Regions from separate parts of the Homo sapiens genome. Here region 1 is linked to region 2. A link is an interaction called in ENCODE POLR2A ChIA-PET data of the cell type or tissue named here. Cell type or tissue: PC-3. All regions are shown on one strand. Links, peaks and the distances in the headings refer to the core of each region. The heading gives the core; the rest is flanking DNA.

Region 1 (10,110 bases), core at 4,925-7,424, 53 kb before region 2:
GTTGGGGTATGCACAGAGAGAGAAGAGGAATTGCTAGGATTGCTGAAGGTTCTCAGGGACAATGCTCTCTCTCTGCCTGATGGAAGGAGGGCCCACAGTCCACCAGTGGGGCTGCAGGTCACCACAGCAGTGTGGCCTGGAGAGGAGGCTGCACTGGAGAGATGGCTAAGCCCCTCTAACAAGAAGACAAGACTCAGGGCCAGTGCTGAGTAACCCATCAATTATTTTTAAATACAGCTAAAAGCCAGTCAGACTAAATCCAAACTTCTGTATTATAATCAAATTGCTTCAAGCTTAGCATTTGAGGCTTATGAACTTTAATTAAATTAGCAGGTGCTTCTCCCTTCCTATAAAAATTCAAAAAGTTTTATTACCAAATTATATTGTTAGTATTTACTTAGGGTGGGGATGCTCCAGGTCACTTAAGTAGGGCAATTATATAATTTATCATCTGTTGGGACACTTTTGAGAGTGAAAGGGGTGCTATTAATAATAATCTTAGAAAAACAGTATAAGCCAGGACTGTCCTGGATGATCTAGGACCTATTAAGAAATTATCTACCCATGATTAAAAGAAGGACTTCAGATTTTACTTAAATGAGGTTGGAAGTTGTTGGCAGGTTTACTCAGGGGAGTTACCTGATCTGATTTATGTTTTCAAAGGAATGTAAATTGGTACAGCCATTATAGAAAATGGTACAGCGTTTCTTCAAAAAATTAAAAATAAACCTCGATACAATCCAGCAATCCCACTTCTGGGTGTTATACAAAGGAAATGAAATCAGTATCTTGAAGAGGTATCTTGAAGAGATATCTGCATCCTCATGTTTATTACAGTGTTATTCACAGTAGCCACAATACGGAAACAATCTGCATGTCCTTCAACAAATGAATGGATAAAGAAAATGTAGTGTATATATATATATAATAAAATATTATTCTGCCATTAAAAAGAAGGAAATTCTGCCATGTTTGTGACAACATGGATGAACCTGGAGAACATTAGGCTAAGTGAAATAAGCCAGACACAGAAAGACAAATACTATATAATCTCAGTTATATGTAGAATTTAAAAAATCACATTTATAGAAGCAAAGAATAGAATGATGGTTGCCAAGGACTGGGGGGTGGAAGGATAACGCGAAATGTTGGTCAAAGGGTACAGACTTTCAGTTATAAGATGAATAACTTCTGAGGATCTAATGTGGTGCCTATACTCAATAATACCATAGAGTTTGAAATGTACTAAGGGACTAGATATTAAGTGTCCTCACCACACACTCGCACACACACATGCGCAAACAATGGTGACTATGTATGGTGATGAATGTGCTAATTAATTTGATTGTGGTAATCATTTCACAATGTATATATATAGACGTATATTAAGTCATCATGTTGTATGCCCATTTTTTTGGAGCCTTTTTCGCCTAGGCTGGAGTGCACTGGTGCAATAGCTCACTGCAACCTCCGCCTCTGGGGTTCAAGCGATTCTACTGCCTCACCCTTATAAGTAGCTGGGGTTACAGGTGTGTACCACCATGACTGGCTAATTTTTGTATTTTTAATAGAGATGGGGTTTCACCATGTTGGCCAGGCTGGTCTTGAACGCCTGACCTCAGGTGATCCTCCTGCCTCAGCCTCCCAAAATACCGGGATTACAGGCATGAGCCACTGCACCTGGCCTAGATACATTTTGTTTGTTTGTTTGTTTGTTTTTTGTTTTGTCAATCATATCTCAATAAAACTAGAAAACGAAAAGATCACCCTTGCTTCTGGGTGGAGACTGGATTGTAGGGGGCACAGGAAGAAGCAAGGAACATTTTAAAAGGTTTTTGCAGTAGTCTAAGCAAGAGATGAAAGACGCTTGAAATAGGGAAAAGGAGGGACAATGAAGAGGATTAAATATAATAAATACATTGGCAGTAGAGCTGGCAGGACTTACTGATGGACTGGATTTTGCCAATGAGGGAGGGTGGCATCCAATCACTTGAGCTATTGAGTAGGTGAGGTTACTATTTACTGAGCTGATTTTATGTGTCAGCAAAAATATATACCATGTTTTTAGCTTGATCAGATGCCAGTAAATAACAATAACAACAGTAAAAAGCAACCTCTTTTGATTGCTTAGGTGTCAGATACTATTCTAGTACTTTACAGGTGTTAATGTAGCCCCATAACAGCCCTGTGAGGTAGGTGTTATCATTATCAACATTTTACACATGAGTAAGCTATAGAATGAAGAGATTAAGTAGCCCAAAGTCACCCAGCCAGAGAACAGCAGAGCCAGGGTTGGGTTTTACTGGTACAAGAGTTTTGATTCCAGAGTCTGCCGTTTAACCCGATGCCACACTGCCTGTCTGTTAGTTTGACTCCACGACCCAGTCTAGATCCTCAGTTCTAACCATTTGCCTCCATAGATTCATGCTGTTGGAAACAGGCATCTCAGATGATAGAGTGTGGGTTGGCTCAGTCTAGAATACTGACGGAGATCAGAGCACACACACCACTTCCCCAAGGATGTTCAGGAAGAGACACACTGAGATCAGAGCATCACACATTCATCCTAAATAGGGTTGAAATCCCATGGAGTGGCCGGGCGCGGTACGTCACGCCTGTAATCCCAGCACTTTGGGAGGCCGAAGCGGGCGGATCACGAGGTCAGGAGACTGAGATCATCCTGGCTAACACAGTGAAACCCCATCTCTACTAAAAATACAAAAAATTAGCCGGGCATGGTGGTGGGTGCCTGTAGTCCCAGCTACTAGGGAGGCTGAGACAGGAGAATGGCGTGAACCCGGGAGGCAGAGCTTGCAGTGAGCCGAGATCGCGCCACTGCACTCCAGCCTGGGGGACAGAGTGAGACTCTGTCTCAAAAAAAAAAAAAAAAAAAAAAAAAAAGATTCCATGGAGTAAATGAACACTAATCCTGTGTCTGCTACATTTTATGAACTAGGAAAAGTTCATAAAACTCTTCCTCTGCTGCATTTTCCGCATTTTACTCATTTGAAGTAATGTGAAGTACCATGAATTATTTCTCGGGGAGGAACCCCTGTACCATGGTTAAAAGTGCTGTTCGAGAGTCAGATTCCTGGGATCAGATTTTAGCTTACCACCATTAGCTGGGTGACTTTTGTATATTATTTAAACTCTTTATGACTTAGTTTTCCTGTTAGTAATGTGAAAATAATAACACTATGCCAGAGACTGGCTCATTTTTCACTAAATCCAATTCCCTTTCCTTCTGACCACAAAGATAGACTGGATTTCCCAGCTTATCTTGCAATTCAGCCTGGCTAGAGGACTCTGGCCATTAGAATAAAGGCAGAAGTAGTGGATGCTGCCTTCAGATCTGGCCCATACAGATCCTCCAAGTGACACTCCACACTCTCTCTTCCCTGTCTGCTGGCTGCCTACTGAGGATCTAGCAGAGGACTCCAAGGCCCCAGGGGAAAGCAGAGCCACAGACTGGAAAGAATCTGAATCTCTGAATGACTGCGTGGTCCCACCAAGTAGGATCATCCACCTTGTGCTGCATAAACCAATAGTAAATGTTCATTTGCTAAATCAGTAGGAGTTAGGGGTCTGTTTATTAGAGCAGCATGAATTCCTTATCCCAACTAGTATAATAAATACGTACCTGGCAGGGATACTTGGCATTAATGTATCTGTAAAGTGTCTGTGTAAATGTGCTCTCAGAACATAGGGAAAAAAGAGTATCTCTATGATTCTTTATTTCCAAATTCTTTGTTATAACTAGAGAAGAGTGTAAGACTTCTTCAAGAAGACATGAAATCATGGTTCCCCATATGAGGCATCTTACTGTGATTAACAACACAGCTTATTTGTATACAAAAATGGGTATAAACAAGTTACGTAAAATAAGCAGAACACAAGAGGTGGACAAATGTGACCTAAGAGAGTTCAAAAGACTGTTGTCTTAGTCCATTTGTGCTGCTATAACAAAATATCTGAGACTAGGTAATTTGTAAACAACAGAAGTTTATTTCTCACCATTGAAGGGGCTGGGAAGTCCAAGATCAAGGAGCTGGCATGTTCAATGTCTGGAGAGGTCCTGGTCTCTGCTTCACATATAACATCTTGAGCGTTGCATCCTTGAGAGGAGATGGACACTGTGCCCTCACATGGAAGAGGGCCAGTAAGGCAAAGGACCTAGCTAGTCACCTCCACCCCTTCTATGAGATTGCTAATCCTGGTTGTGAGGGATCTACCTCCATGATTTAATCACCCCCTAACGGCCCCACTTCTTAATACTATCATGTTAGCCATTGTGATAAATTGCACCATAAAAATTTGCAGCCACACATTCAGCTGTGCTCTGAAGGTTTCTCTGATCCTTCCCAGAATCCCTATGACCTTAGTCTGCAGTCAGGCCTATAAGATCTGTGTAGCTGGGTCTTCCCAACTTGATTGCACAGCCTCACTGGAGATTAAAATTAATAGCTTTATTACAACCCGTATCTCATCTTCAGGCTCATCTTCAGGCTTGTCATGCTGTAGCACCCCGTGCCTCCTACAGCAAGTGGGCAGGAAAGGAGACTTTAAAAGTTAGAAAATTAGTTAATTAGTTAAATCATGTAGAATCAGGAATGCCTGTTTAGAAAAGGAAATCATTCTTGAGAAATGCTTAGCTTTTCTTTTGAAAATCTTTTATTATTGCTGTAAAATCAAAGTCCCAGAAAACTTCAGAGATTCAGGAAAACATTCAGCAAGCGATCAGGTTCTTACCCACTAGAAATATTTTAAACAAAAAGAAGTCTTAAGCCATTTGGTGTCTCACTTCTGTATTTACTTGTTTCTACACATCCTGCCAAATTTTTTCTAGACTTATGTTGACAAATAAATCTCTTGAAACTTGATTTTAATTTTTTCCAGTTCACCTTCAGACTCTTAAGATGCTGTACTCTGTGATCATCACTCACCATCTTATATCTCCAACAATATCACAAATCTTATTTTATGATGTAGCACTGTCAGCAGATACACCGCTCAGGTAACACAGAGAATATCTGTGTTATGAGTATCTAAAATGGCCTTGTAGATAAATAAGTCTATCGGTTCAAAGATACTCAGGTACTCACAGAAACCTATCATTATTGGCAATTTTCCAGTGTTTCAAAATGTGTCTGAAGCAGAAAGCACCAGCAGAAAATGCCCATTATAAAAGCTTATAACTGTCATACTGATGTAATCCCCAGGAAGTCCTGATCATGTGGCTCAGTCCCGGAGAGCTGCTAACATTCAGAGAAGTACCATCCAGACAGGACATCCAATATTTATGTACATATTTCAACATTCTTAACGAGGATGCAACAAAACATTAAAATTCTCTCTTCTCAATTTTATAACATCCCAAGCCCAGGAAGTGTCTCACTTTTCTATCCCAGAATTGCTTATGCTTTCACATCATTGCATCGTCCAAATTTCTCTCTTCATGAGGTTCATTATTTGTTCCCAGAGCCCCCCAGCAAAGTATGTACCTTGCCTACAGACCTCGGGATGTTATAGTTTTTTTTTTTTTCCGTGCTTTTTGATTTTCTGTCAAAAATCCATCTGCCTTGCTTTTTGTTTTTTATCTTTGCCTCGTTCCACCAATTTTGCATAATAAAAGCTCAAAGAATTGCCTGGAAATGGTGGAGCCTTCCTCTGTGTGCAGGACAGGGTAGAGAATGAGCTGGCCAAGCCAGAGCTTTCCTCATATGTTACTCAGTTTTGTTTCATCACACCTATTAAGTATAACGTCAGCCAAAAAGTATCCTAAACGTGTACATGTTTACTGTACAGGCTCATATCCCAAGAACATTCCAATTCAACAGCAATTCTTTGTGGAAAATGAAGACAGCCATTTGCTTCTGGTAAAAGATTCAAGAAAGTTCAACATGACAGCACCATCTCTCAAAGGCTTCACACAGCTGAGCTTTAAGTAACATAAAAAGTCCCCTTCTGTTGCCTAGTAAAAGAAGAACAGCTTATTCTCCTAGCGGGACTAAAGTAAAAGATGTATCTGATCTGTCATATTTAGCAGCATTCTCATAATGCACAAAAGCTTCTAAGGCACTGATTAAAAAGAGAACATATCATGTGGCTGGTAGAGAAGATCTGTGACTAAAACAAAAGTATTCTCACCCTTGACTAAACATTGACTGATTGACTGTCAACAATCTGTCTTCTGCATGTGCCTGGAAAACAGCACTACCAAATACACACACACACACACACACACACACACACACACACATACACACACACACACACACAAATGGTCTAGTCACGATAAATCTGCTTCACGGAACAATTATGCAGGAATAATTTTTCTTTGGCTGTTAAACTAAATGCTTTGCAAATGAACATCCAGATTAAATGTGCTTTCTCCCATCAAGCAAGTTCACAGGCCACTTGTGCTAGTTTTCAACAGAAAAAAGAGAGATTATTTTCTTAGCACATTATGATCATTATATTGCCCATTATTTCCACAAATAGGTTTCATTAATCCAAATTAACTGTCTGGGATCTCTACCCTATGCTTCAATTGAGTGAAAGGCACAGGCCTAGCTTTTTGTGTGTCTGTGAAATATTCTTGCTGTAGACAAGGAATCTCTCTGTACCTTGATCTTCAAAAACTGGAATGAGTTCATCCTAACAAAGTCATCATTTACAACAACGCAGATTCTCTTTCTTGGGTTTTTAGTCTCAGTTAAGTGAGATCCAAGTGTTCAGTGACCTTGGGTTAAAGACTTCTTTCTTCTTTGTGACAACATAAATAAAATATTTCTTTGAACAATAGAAGACTTTATTTTGTTTTACTTCCTGTTAGAAATTCCTATCTAAAATATGTTAATGTTTTCGCTATTCAGGAAGCTGTCATTATAATGTTTAATTATAATTATTTCAGTTTAAACCTTTTTTATATGTTGATGAAGTGTTTTCCTTGTGAAATAAATTAGAAACAGAAAAGATCATGATAAACCAATTTCATGAATATTGCTCTAATTTTCTTATTTTCCAATGGCTTAAGACAGTATTTCAAATATCATTCATTCTTATTAATATGAACTATCCCTATACAAAGCAGGAAAATTATTTGTTACAGGTAGAAGAGAAATATGTAATTACATATTATACTTAATATCAGTAATTTCTTGATTGAGGGGTTTGCAACTCTATAACCTTCTATACCATTTAAAATTTCTTATTACTTTTTTTCTGGGGCTCTTAAATCACACCATCTGATTTATTTTTACTACTTAGAAAGGAGGTCTTTAATGCATTTATTTGTTATATATTGCCCCAGCGTGTTCAAATTGCACCTACAGATGCTTAATAAAATTATCTGAAGATAAATCACAAACCATATCTGCTGCTCACATTGTAATGAGATGTATATAGGAATAAAGACAGACTATTCCTCCAAGACCTATATTTGGAATTCAGAGAGGCTCCCATTAGAATAGTGGAGACAGTCTGGAACCTCACATTCAAAGAAGAGGGAGGTCTGGAAGCAATCCCAAAGGAAAATGATAAACATTTTCAATTATTGGGAAGAGGATCAGATGGGGAAAGCAACTGTTCTTGTTTAGCTTAGAAAAGAAAGGACTTGCTCACACATGGTTCCCAAGCATGTGAAATGAAGTGTAGTTTTAAGGAGAAAGATGATTAGCTGGGCTTTTTTCCTTCTTCTCTCTCTCTCTCCTTTCTCTCTTTCTCTCTGTATTAAGAATAGATACAAGGAAATATTAATAGAAAATAACTATATATAAATTGTCTTAAAGAGATACACTCAAGTTAGATGTGTCACAAAGAAAGGTAGGCAGTAATGCCAGCCCCACAGAAAATTGTCCAGTGAAAGGTTTATTTCTATTCTTTGGCTTTTTGTGCTTCATTACCAGTTCAATAACCATATTTTCCCATTCTGCGAGGCACTGGAGACACTTGTTATTTTTTTCCCTTCCCTACCAAATCTACCTCAATAAAATATCTGATAAAGTAATCCACATTATGATATGTGACATAGATTGTTAACACTTCAAACACAATAAATATTCAACACAATAAATATTTCTGGAGTTCCCACTGAGTATCAGGCTTTGTTTGTCACTGCTACCCAAAATCTTTGGAAACAAATGAGCAATTCTGGGGGGCAAACATACTTACATTTGAAAAAGAGGGTAAAAATTATTGAGTCAAAGGATATATCCTTGGTTATTACGTGACATTCATATATAATGGTCATAAAACTACCGACTATTAAACATTTGTTTCTCCACATACAAAGGAGTATTCTTAGCTTCATAGATGAAATGATTAAATGAAATGATGCATGCTACATGTTGATTTTGCTATTGTTACCATTACTTCTTCTTTACACCACTTTCTAGGTTCAGAGAAACTTGGAAAGAATCTGGGAATCTTTTCTGCCCCCAAAGTCAGAACCTGGGAAGGGAAAGAGAACAATATAAGCATAGGTAAGTTTTCCTAACAGAGAGAGCAGCGGTACAAAAAATAAATAAAACAATAACATTAATAGGAACTACCATTTTAAGCACTTGCAATGCACTAGACATTATGCTAATGACTTAACGTTTTCTTCTTTAACCTTCACAAAATTTTGGGAATGTTATTATCATTCCCCTTTTTACAAATGACATAACTGAGGCTCAAAGAGATTAATTCATTCCCCAGGGTTACATAGCTAGTAACTAATGGGACTGGCATTGAACCCAGACGATCTGGCTGCCTAGCCTACACTTAAATATATAGTTTCCTTTTCCTGGACCTAATACTCAGTAAGCACATAACAATCTCTGTTTCTACTCATCTCTGATGTGATTTAATTAGTTGGGTTAAAATATATGAACTCACTGGGCACTGGGCTTTGAATACTATGGACAAGTTTAATTAAAATAATTTATGTTGATTGTATTCACATTATCTCTTTGAGTATTAGGCCCTATTTTATTAATTACTTTTGTAACAATCTGAAACTTAGAGAAAAATTGCAAAAACAATACAAAACCTTTTTTCATGAACCAATTTGAGAATTAGAGAGAATGTCTGATCACTCTCAAATGTTATATTGTATATTTATCTAAGTAAGGATATTCTCCTATATACAACCACAACAAACCATCAAACTCAGGAAATTCACAGTGATACATTACTAGCACTAATCCTCAGACCCCACTGGAGTTTTTGCAAATTGTCCCAACAATGTCTTTTATAGAAGAAAGATCCAGTCCAGAATCACATGTTGCCTTTAGTTATCATTTTATCTTGAACCTTTCCTCAGTATTTACTGGACTTTCTTAATTTTGACAATTTTGCAGATTACAAATGGCCGGTTACTGTAGAATGCCCCTCAATCTAGGTATATCCAATGTTTCCTCATAATTAGATTCAGATTATTTGGCAGGAATGTCACAATTCTTATTTGTCTCATCACTGATAGTGTCAAATATCTTGAGTAAAGTGTCTGTCAGGTTTCACCACTGTAGAACTATTTTTTTCCCCCTTTGAAATTAGTAAGCATTTTGTGGGAAGATACTTTGACACTATGTAAATATCCCATCCTTCATCAAACTATCAACTTCATTTATTTATTTATATCAGTATGGACTCATGGATTTATATGTTATTCATTAGCTTTAATCCATTACTATAATTATTTCCTTTAAAGCTTAAATTGTCACAGATTTGGCCAGCAGGAGCCTCTTCAATCTGATCTCTGTGTCCTTTTGACATGTCTCCATCATTCTTTGAACAAGTCCTTGTTTCTGGCACAAAAGTGTGTTCCAGAATCATGTAATACTTTTCCTGCCTTAAACTGGGGATTGGATATTTTTCCAAGGTGCCCTCTGTGCTAGGTGTGCTCTTTGTGAATACATATCTCTCTGTCTCTATATATTGAAAACAATGAGTCCAAACAGGCAATTCTAATTCCACTTCAATACCATAGATTTCTCTTATTTAACAGTAAGGAAGCTGGCTCTCATTATCTTTAGTATATTTACTTATTGGATTAGTTCTCCATATGTAATCAATTTCTCACCGCTGCCCATCCTCTCTGCTGACACAGATGTTCTCACTCCAAAA
Region 2 (10,110 bases), core at 5,035-7,534:
TTTTTTTCCTTTTTTTTTTTTTTTTTTTTTTTTTTTGAGATGGAGTCTCGCTCTGTCTCCCAGGCAGGAGTGTAGTGGCGCCATCTCGGCCCACTGCAAGCTCCGCCTCCCGGGTTCTTGCCATTTTCCTGCCTCGGCCTCCGGAGTAGCTGGTACTACAGGCGCCCGCCACCACGCCCGGCTAATTTTTTTTTGTATTTTTTAGTAGAGACGGGGTTTCACCGTGTTAGCCAGGATGGTCTCGATCTCCTGACCTCATGATCCGCCCACCTCGGCCTCCCAAAGTGCTGGGATTACAGGCGTGAGCCACTGTGCCCGGCCACAAAGTTCTTTCTTAATCTGGCTTTCTTAGCAAATGAGAAGAAAAACTAAAAAATCAGTAATATATAAAATTCATAATCTGTAAGAATTGGGTGATTTGAAGTAAATAAGTTTGATCAACTTGTGTGTTTGATAGTTCAATATATTGCACATAGGTCTGTAGATATCTGAACAGGTGTAAACTTCAGAAGAATGATAAATTTTAATTTCACCCAACTTTTTAATTTAACTATATATATTTTCATTTACCCAATCAGATAACAGCCTACCAATTAATTCATACTTAAGAAGTAACATTCCTTCGACAAATATTTACTAAGCCTCTGACATGTGCTAGGCAAAAACTAGTCATTAGGAAATGATGGTATCTAGAATGAATCATTGCCCTTACCAAACCTATAGTGATCCAGCATGAAAGATAGGCAATTAAACAAGAAATAACACAGAGGTGCTAAAGTGTGATGACACAAGTGCTTACAGAAGAGCATATGTCCAAAGCATCTAACTTAGTTAAGGTGGGATAAAGAAAAGCTTATAGGAGGCACCACACCCAGATATCTCCCTTCTGGTATTTGCCAGCACCTAAGCTTATGCAATTGTTATTTGCCATGTCTACCATCTGTCTGCTCCTGCTAGCATGGAAGCTTCTTAAGGACAGTGGCTATTTTGTTCATTGCTGTATCCCTAGGACCTAAAGCAAGGTCTGGCGCATAAAGGGCACTCAATAAGTACTTGCTGACTTAATGACTGACTGGTCAAAAAAAATGGTGCTGGGGAGGGAGCCATCTGAGCCATATTGAGCAGTTTAGACTTCATTCCTCAGCCAGCGGAAAGCACGGGGAAGTTTTCAGCAGGGCAATGGCACGATCTGATGTAATGTACCACTCTAGCTCCACAGAGAAAATTGGGCAGAGTAGGGCCAGGCTGATGGCCTTTAGTCAGGGAGCTACACCAAGTGTGTTTCAAAATTAATTGATGGTGGTCTAAAGATCGTGATGGTGATAGGGTTGGAGAGAAGTGGGCAGATTCAGGAGATGTTTAGGAAGTGTCTATAATTGGACGTGATGGAGGGAGAAAGGGGAATAGTCAAGAAGGTTTCCAGGCTTGAGTCACTGGCTGGTTGGATAATGTTAATATTCCTGAGACAGGAAGGAGTGGAGCAGGAGGGGTTTTTTGAGGGAAGATCAAGGGTTTGGTTTTGAGCCTGTGTACTTTGAGGTGTCTGCATGACACCCAAGTAAAAATTGTCCAATAGATAATCTGATAAATAGTATCTAATTTCAAGCTAAGAATGAAGTCTGAAATGCAGATACAAGTTGAACTAACTCAACACAGAAATTTAGGTGCACCCCAAACTTGTTAGGGAGTTACAATAACCAGAACAGAATTTTTGTCTTTCCATTTTCATGACACTTGATATGCCTCACTTGCTAAGCATTAGCTGCTGCTGCTGACAACTTCTTGGTGTCAGACTCATCTTCAAGTTGAAGTGCCGAACTGCATTGACAGGGGCCTGGCCGAGTGCAATTTCCAAATTGCTTGGCAGCCAAAAGAGGTGAAAAACTCATTACCAAGCCATCTGTCTTGAGATTCTGTCCTGGTTTCTAGGCCAGAGAAATTTGAATAATTTCAAGAAAACTTAAATAGCACACACAAATTAGTGTTCATTCGCTATCTGCCCCATATCCTAGTTTCTTGTGCATGAACAAATCCCTCAGAAAGTTGTGCAAGGTGGCAGTATTAGCAAGTAGATACCCTAGCTGCAGCCTTCATTTCCATAGAAAACATAATTTAACAGAGGATCGGAAGCCTTTCCATTAAGTATGCTACTTTTGGAACATAAGTAACTTTTGTTACTAGTATTATATTTTATTCCCAATTGTATGTTCCACTTTTAATCCTGAAATAAAATATTCCTGTACAATAAAATTAAAAGGTAATAATTGCAATGAAATTTATCTAATGGTCAATTTGAATCTCTTGCTTGTTGTAGAGAAACTTTGCTAGATTTAAATCTTTCCGCCCCTCTTCCTTTTCTTTCCATTCTCGCTCTCATTTTCTCTCTCTCTCTCTCTCTCCTCCACTCCTTGCTTCTATGTCTTTTTTTTTTTTCTTTGTGAACCCAAAAGCATCTGAGACAGGTCTCAAGCAATTTAGAAAGTTTGTTTTGCGAAGGTTAAGGACACACCCATGACACAGGCTCAGGAGGTCCTGACAGCATGTGGCCAAGGTGGCCAGGGTACAGCTTGCTTTTATACATTTTAGGGAGATATAATACATCAAACAATAGATGTAAGATTTACATTAGTTCAATCCAGAAAGACAGGACAACTTGAAGTGGCGGCTTCCAGGTCATAGGCAGATTCAAAGATTTTCTGATTGGCAATTAATTGGTTAAAAGAGTCATTGTCCATAGAAAGGAATGTCTGGGTTACAATAAAAGGTTGTGGAGATCAAGGTTTTATCACGCAGATGAAGCCTCCAGGTAGCAGACTCAGTGAGAATAGATGGTGAATATTTCCTATCAGACTTAAAGAGTCTACTCTATCAGTAATTCCAAAAGGGAGGAAGGTATAATGAGGCATGTCTGGCTCCCCCGTCCCATCATGGCCTGAACAAGTTTTTCAGGTTAACTTTGGAAAGCCCTTGGCCAAGAGAAAGGGTCTATTCAGTTGGCTGGGCGGGCAGTGTGGGGGCTTAGACTTTTTTGTTGGTTTGTTTGTTTACACCTTGTATAATAAAATAACCTGGAATTTCGAGTCAGACAGAACTAGGTTTGAGTCAGGTCTCTACCTTATTTTACTGGAATAGGCTGAACCTATTCCTGAGTTTTAAATAATAATAATATTGATGATTTAAAATATCACAGGGTTACTATGAGGGTTAGATAAGAAAATATAGACAAAGAACATTGCAGAAAGATGACTCACAGGATGTGTTCCGCAAATGTCATTTATATTCCCTTTTCCTCCAATATAAAATGTCATTTATATTTCCATTTTCCTCCAGCAAGAAGGCTATTGGGTATCAGCATCATGAAACTTGCTGGAAATAGTTCAATTAGTTTCAGTGAGTGGAGGAAGAGAAAACCAGGCGGCAATTGATTCAAAAGTAAATGAAAAATAATGATTTGTAGATATTAAGTGAGGCAGCCACTCTGTCAAGAGGCAGAAGAGGGTGTAAGAGTGGAGCAACCGTGGGAAGGAGAATCAGAGTCAAGAAATATTTCTTGTTGCTAGTGGTTGATTGCTTTTTTAGAATGAGGAGACTTGAGTATGCCCATAACAAGAGAAGGGGACTGATAGAGGGGAGGAATATAAACGTGAGAGAGACCAATGATAGAGAAAAATCCTGAAGGAAATAGAATAACAGCAGCACTGATAAAAAGTAACTGTAGCAATAAAAACAAATTGCCACCTGAGTACAAGCTCCCTTTGGGCAATGCAAGCAGGACCTTTGGAGACCTGGAATCACTACATCTTGGACTTCATTCGGACTTTTTCTATTAGCCAGCAGTGCCAGGGCCTTCAGTGGATCTGTAGTTCAGGGATGAGGGGTACTGCCGGAGTCCCCTGGAAGTACCTGCCTTCCCCTGTTACCTTAAAAGGCAATTACTCATTGTATATCAAGTGATGAAGAGTTATACAGCTTAGATAAAAGCCTGTTTGTGGGAAGTACAGGCTACAGTTTGAATACAAGCTCCATCATTCATTATTTGCATGATCTTAAGAACATTTTTAAAATTTCTCTAACTTTCTTTAACTCTAAAATAAGAATAATAACTCCTACATACGAGAACTGGAGATAATGTATGCCAAGTAACTAATAATGATTAGCACACAGGGACCACTTTTTTTATTGTGGGGTGTCAGAATACTATAATTTGCCTATTTGCCTGTTATTGAATAGTTCTTTGTTTTGTTTTCTTTTCTTTTCATAAACCTTTCAGCACATATAATATAATGTGCTTGCAGAGATTTAAGCTGTTGTCACTATTATTGTTGTTACTCTAGGGTAGTCAAAAGAAGAGATTGTCCCAGAATTCTGAATGTGGCCAGAACCAACAGAACTGTGACGTTCCCCAGAAGAACCCAGGTCTTTGGTGCCACAGACATACGTGATGCAAAAATTATCATGATACCCAGTTTCAACATGAGAAAAGAAGGAATATTTGTATTATAGCTGAGGGCATTCACTCGAAGAATCTTTCCTAAGACTTCAGCATCTATTCATTATTTTCATCAGCTTTAAAATCAGTATGATTCTTCCCCAATTTAATAGTAATTATGACATCTACAAAAGCACACACTACAGAAATACAGAGGTTAAAAGAGTGTCTAATTTTATTTCACTTAAGAACATTATTACTGTTATTATTATTTAGTAAGTATTGTATTTAGCCAGTAATTTCAACTAGACTAATTCTCGTCATGAGTAGATTTTTAACATGAAGAAATTGGAATGTCTGAGGCTTACTTCATGATAGTCCTATTTTTGTGCTGCCTCTCCTCAATCCTGACTTCCTGTTCCAGTAGAAAAGGCAGAATCAAGATGTATTATATAATTACATTGAATAGTGAAGAATATTTGGAAAGATTTAAAGTAATAGGGCAAAGGTAGGGGTAAGAAAAGACCATATGGACCGATCCTTTGGTAAAAGTAGAAAAGCACTTCGCAAAATGCAGTGTGTACATAAGTCAACTAGAGATCTAGTTACAATACATATTCTGATTCAGTAGGCCTATGGTCAGGCCTGCGGTTTTGCATTTCTAACAAGCTTTCATATGAACTGCTGCTAGTTCCCCTCCCTTCCCCTGACACTCTGAATACTGGGGAAGAATCTAAAATCCAGTCATGAGTGGGGAGGAACAATGACATGTGCCCTCCTTTCACCTCAGCATCATAGAAAGTGTCTGAAAAATTCAAGCACTGGCCCCTTGCCATTTGGAGTCTCTCATGTTGTAACACAGCAGCTCGATGACACTTTGATGCTAGTAACTGACTTATACCCATCCACAGGCAGAAGGCATAGGCTGTGGAAACACTTTATCTAGAAACCTGACAGACATTGGTCAGATAGCCAGAGGAGTAGCAGTAACAAGGTGACATCATCTGTGGAGGACACACAACAAAACCAGGACCAGGAGTGTAACTGATAGCCTTTCTCAGAACCAGGCCACTACTATATGTGGGCCCAACAGTGATTCTCAAAGTAGATCTTCTGGAAAAATCATCACAAATCTTTCTCCTGAAAAAAATTTTTTTTTCTGGTGGGCCCATCAACAGAGGGGTTTTCCTCTCCACTTTCTTTAAAATAAAACAAACTCAGACTCACAAATTAATTCTATACTAAGCATTTATTTTAAAAAGAAATAAGAAAAATATGTGAATAAATCAATACATTAGAAAGGCCCTAATTTCTTTTAGAATCATTTACTTCAATAACAATGCAAGAATTATAGTGGAAATACATACTCCAGTTTATCTCCTGTTAAGGGTGTCTTTTTATTATAATATTTCCTTTTCTAAAAGCAGTCACCCTTTTAGGGCAGTGGAGACAGGCCAGCTATACCTACTTGCTTTTCATTGTCAAAGGTGGTACACATCCTATAATGACTTCAGGAAAGATTGGCAAAGGTGTACTGTGCATGATGATGTTTACTCAGCAGTGAGCTATCACACATATTTCAGTGGTTTTTTTTTTTCTCTTTAAGATTCTAATAGAATATCAGAAGCCTCATTTCCTGGTTAGTCAATAAGCATCCTGCTTTAGGCTTGGATGAGCACTAGGCACTCTTTTCCATTGCTGAGTGAGTGATGGCTGTGCTATGGCAGCTGACACCTTCACTAAGTCATTATCCTTGGAAACAAGGCAATCTATAAATTCAGAGGGCCGATTTTGCTGGCTGGGTGTTTATATCTATATTTGCTACCTTGGGAGCACACTAACGTTATTTCAGGGCAACTTGTATAAGTAGAGGTATATCCTAAATTTTACAATGGAATAGCAGCTTCTTTTGGTTGTTTCCTGGTGTGTTTTTGGTGTGTGTGTGTGTTCTTCTTTTTCAGTTATTTCAGTTTTGCCTTCTGGGTGTCTTAATATAAAATAACCCCTGAAAGGTCTTTCAGATTTATCTTCTTAAACTCTACTCATTCTCTGGGCTAAAGAGTTGTTGCAATTGCTTCAGAAATGGAAGCAATGATTTATATTTCACAAGTATTTTCAAAGGTGCTGCAACACAGCGGGACCCACGTCCACTTGTCTTCATTCCCTTGATAAGTAGGAGAGCATCCTGGAGGAGAGGCGGGCACAGGCTGTCACTGGGAAGCCGGAGTTCTTGTTCCCTGTGAGAGTCATTCATCCCTGCACTAACATCACACCTTGCTTAAACTACCCAGTCAAAAATAGATCTCCACTTGAGCTGGAAAAGCAGTGAGATGAAGAAGTACAGAACTACCAGTCTAAATACTTCAGTCCTTTCTGTAAAAATGACTCCCTGCTGGTAAGTAACCTTGGTCAGGTCAGTTCACTTAAGGCTGCAAAGAACTAATTCTCTTTTGCTACCAACCCAGTGAACAAACACTTTTTAAAATAATGAAAAACGTAGACAAAGAAAATGCAGCAAATTAACTTGAAGCTGATAGGATATGAGGTTAAAACACCACTGACAACATTTGGATAGGAAACAAGTACTTAACAACGGCACACTTGCTTTTTTTTTTTAATAAGTGGCAAATCTTGAAAAAATAACCAATTTTAATTAATAATAGTTTTACTATATCAGTGAGCTCTTTATAGGATGTAGCTATTAAAATCAACAGTTTGACAGTTTCCTTTTCTTCATTACTCTCCAATTGTTTTATAGGGATTGCTTTCTTCCCAACTAGATTTTAAACTCTTCAAGGGCAGCAATAATATCTTTTTCATTCAGGATTTTGGATCAGACCTTTGTGCTACCCATGTGCTCAACATTGGCAGAGAGGTGGGAAAAAATTCCAGTCTGGCCCCTAAAGAAGTGCTCCATGTGTAATAAGAGAACAAAGTGTGCTCTTGAGCTACCGACTTTCTAGTTACTCCATTCTGACAGTGGATCACAGCTGGATCAAGCTAGAAGTACAATGGGGAATGGCAGGGCAGATGGAGCAGGTGACGACATTTTGTACTCTTGTCCCACCTTATGGGTATTGGCCCTGGTGCTGTGGCAACAACTCATTATCTTGCTGCTCTTAAATCTGAGATCTCATTGGGGTAATTTTTACCTTTCCTTGAGTTTAAATTTCTACCCTTTTGTTTAACAAAATTGAAGTATCTATATGCAGTGATTCTTGGTATAGCCATTTATTTTACAGTGGTAATCCCATAATAATTATCATTTATTGAGCATGTATTAAATGATGGGTACTGTAAGTTGATTATCTAATTAAATCTACTCAAATCCCCTCTGCGGTAACTATTAGTCCCAATATAGAGATAAGGAAGTGGAAGCATAGAGATCTTATGCCTGGAAAATGAAGGAGGAGGTATTTGAAACCAGGTCTGTGTACAACGCCTGCACTCTCCTAATACAAAAGTGTTGAATGTCTGCAACTTATTCTCATCTTGGAAAATACGCATTTATATGTTTGCCAGGTTCTATGGCTACTGAATAAGCTATGTGCAGCAGGCTAGGAAAATGGATGGAGTAATCATTTGTTCCAGGCATGGTTAAAATACTACCATACACGGCCGGGCGCGGTGGCTCACGCCTGTAATCCCAGCACTTTGGGAGGCCGAGGCGGGCGGATCACGAGGTCAGGAGATCGAGACCATCCCGGCTAAAATGGTGAAACCCCGTCTCTACTAAAAATACAAAAAATTAGCCGGGCGAGGTGGCGGGCGCCTGTAGTCCCAGCTACTCGGGAGGCTGAGGCAGGAGAATGGCGTGAACCCCAGGGGGCGGAGCCTGCAGTGAGCCGAGATCGCGCCACTGCACTCCAGCCTGGGCGACAGCGAGACTCCGTCTCAAAAAAAAAAAAAAAAAAATACTACCATACACATTGCTTAATGATGACTGAGATGCAGTTGAGTTTTGAGACGTAGTTGCTGCCTTCAACCAACAGAAATACAAACTGAACCTTCTAGGCTGATAGACCTTGTGCGATTTATGAGACGAGAGACAGACTGACCAGACTGCCAAAACTATATCTTTTGTTCTTTCCCTCATGATTTCATCCATAATAGAAATGTAAAAAATTGTCGATGCAGACACCAAAAAGAGTGAAAAGAAAAGTCAAAAACTGGGAGAAAAGACTTGCAATCCACATCACTTACAGAAAGAACTCCCGCAAATTAATTAGAAAAAGACAAAGAACTCAATAGAAAAATGAACAAAAAGCTTGAATAGGCTCTTCACAGAAGGGAAGACACAAATGGCCAATGAAAAGCAAAAGATACACAGCCTCATTAGAAATCAGGAAGTTGAAAAGTTGAAAATTAAAACCACAGTGAGCTATCATGTTACATAAACCAGATAGGCAAAACATTATAACTCTAGTGAGAACATGGAGTGTCCCAGCACTTTTACAAGGCTGGTGAATATGTAAGTGGGTAAATTTGGAAAGTAATTTAGCAATTTAGCATTATCTAGAAAGCAATTTGGCATTTTCTAGAAAAGTTGTTTTGCTCTTAGGTATATGCCATAGTGACAATTTTTCCATATGTACAGGAAGACAAATGGTTCAAAGCAATACTATGTGTAATAACCAAAAAAAAAAAAAAAAGGATAAAATGAGAAGCAACCTCAATCAACAGATCGACAGCAAATGGATAAATAGATTGTGGTATATCCAAGTGATAAAGCAGTGAAAACATATAAAGTATAGCTACATGTAACAATATAAATGAATCTGGAACTAAAGATTGAATGAAAAAGCTGTTGCAGAAGGACACATAGAAGAAGATTCCATTTATAAAGCTCTTTAATGTGCAAGACTTTTGCTTTCTTTGATAGCAAGGGAACGATAGCACAAAATTCAGGTCAGGACAGGATGGGCTGTGAAGGGACCAGGAGATCCCAGGAGGGCTCTCATAAAATGTCAAAACTAAACATAGTGCTCTTTTTATTAAACTTTTGCTCAGGTGATCATTGCATAATTATTCTTTCTTTGTGTTTTTTTATTGTGGTAAAATATACATAACATAAAATTTACCATCTTAACTATTTTTAAGTGTATAGTTTAGTGGCACTGATTACATTCACACTATTGTGCCACCATCATAGTAATACTTGAATAAAAAAATTTATAGCAATGTTTGGTGATAATATCATCTTCCTATCTTTGGTAAATTTTAGCCAGCTCACAATCATAAGAAAAGTCTCTGATTTTGGTAAATTTGTACAGTGAGAAACTTGGTTTTTGTCAATGAGAAAAGCATATTGAGTTTGGTTTGGGGGGAATTAGTATAATATTTGAAAGAAGGTTATGTTGTTCAATCCCCTGAAGTCATTAAAAAGCAGCAACATATTTTCAATGGCATCTGAAAGTTCAGTGCTACTTGGAGTTTAAGGAGTTTTATCTACAACTTGTTGGATCAATTATAAAATTTATTTTATGTCAGATAGTGTTTTATTACATTAATTCAGTTTCATCTCTCTTAATTATTTTACAGCCCAAAAGTTAAAAAAAGAAGTATGACACATTTACATCTGGACATTTTCCAAATGTTACATAATTAGAAATGGAAAGTAATTGTTTTATAATGATTTTCATAATACCAACTCTTCATGTGTTCTGTGAAGAACGAGGATA

What was found. ChIA-PET counts read pairs that join two places held together with the same protein. Peaks named below come from ENCODE experiments on the same cell type or tissue, not always from the same donor. Only the 100,000 strongest peaks of a DNase experiment are listed, where the experiment ranks them.
Region 1: POLR2A ChIA-PET joins it to region 2 with 5 read pairs; 3 of 35 experiments call an interaction of 5 or more read pairs at or near these places.

The regions. Positions count from the first base shown.
Region 1 is chr12:25,738,778-25,748,887 of GRCh38, forward strand. No RefSeq gene overlaps it. Among named protein-coding and RNA genes, the nearest start is that of MIR4302, 130 kb to the right of the region's middle. In PC-3, for the core only: no CTCF peak of the experiment used is centred there; no DNase peak of the experiment used is centred there.
Region 2 is chr12:25,791,506-25,801,615 of GRCh38, forward strand. No RefSeq gene overlaps it. Among named protein-coding and RNA genes, the nearest start is that of MIR4302, 78 kb to the right of the region's middle. In PC-3, for the core only: no CTCF peak of the experiment used is centred there; DNase peaks (open chromatin) are centred at 5,126 and 6,026; H3K27ac peaks cover 1,084 bases.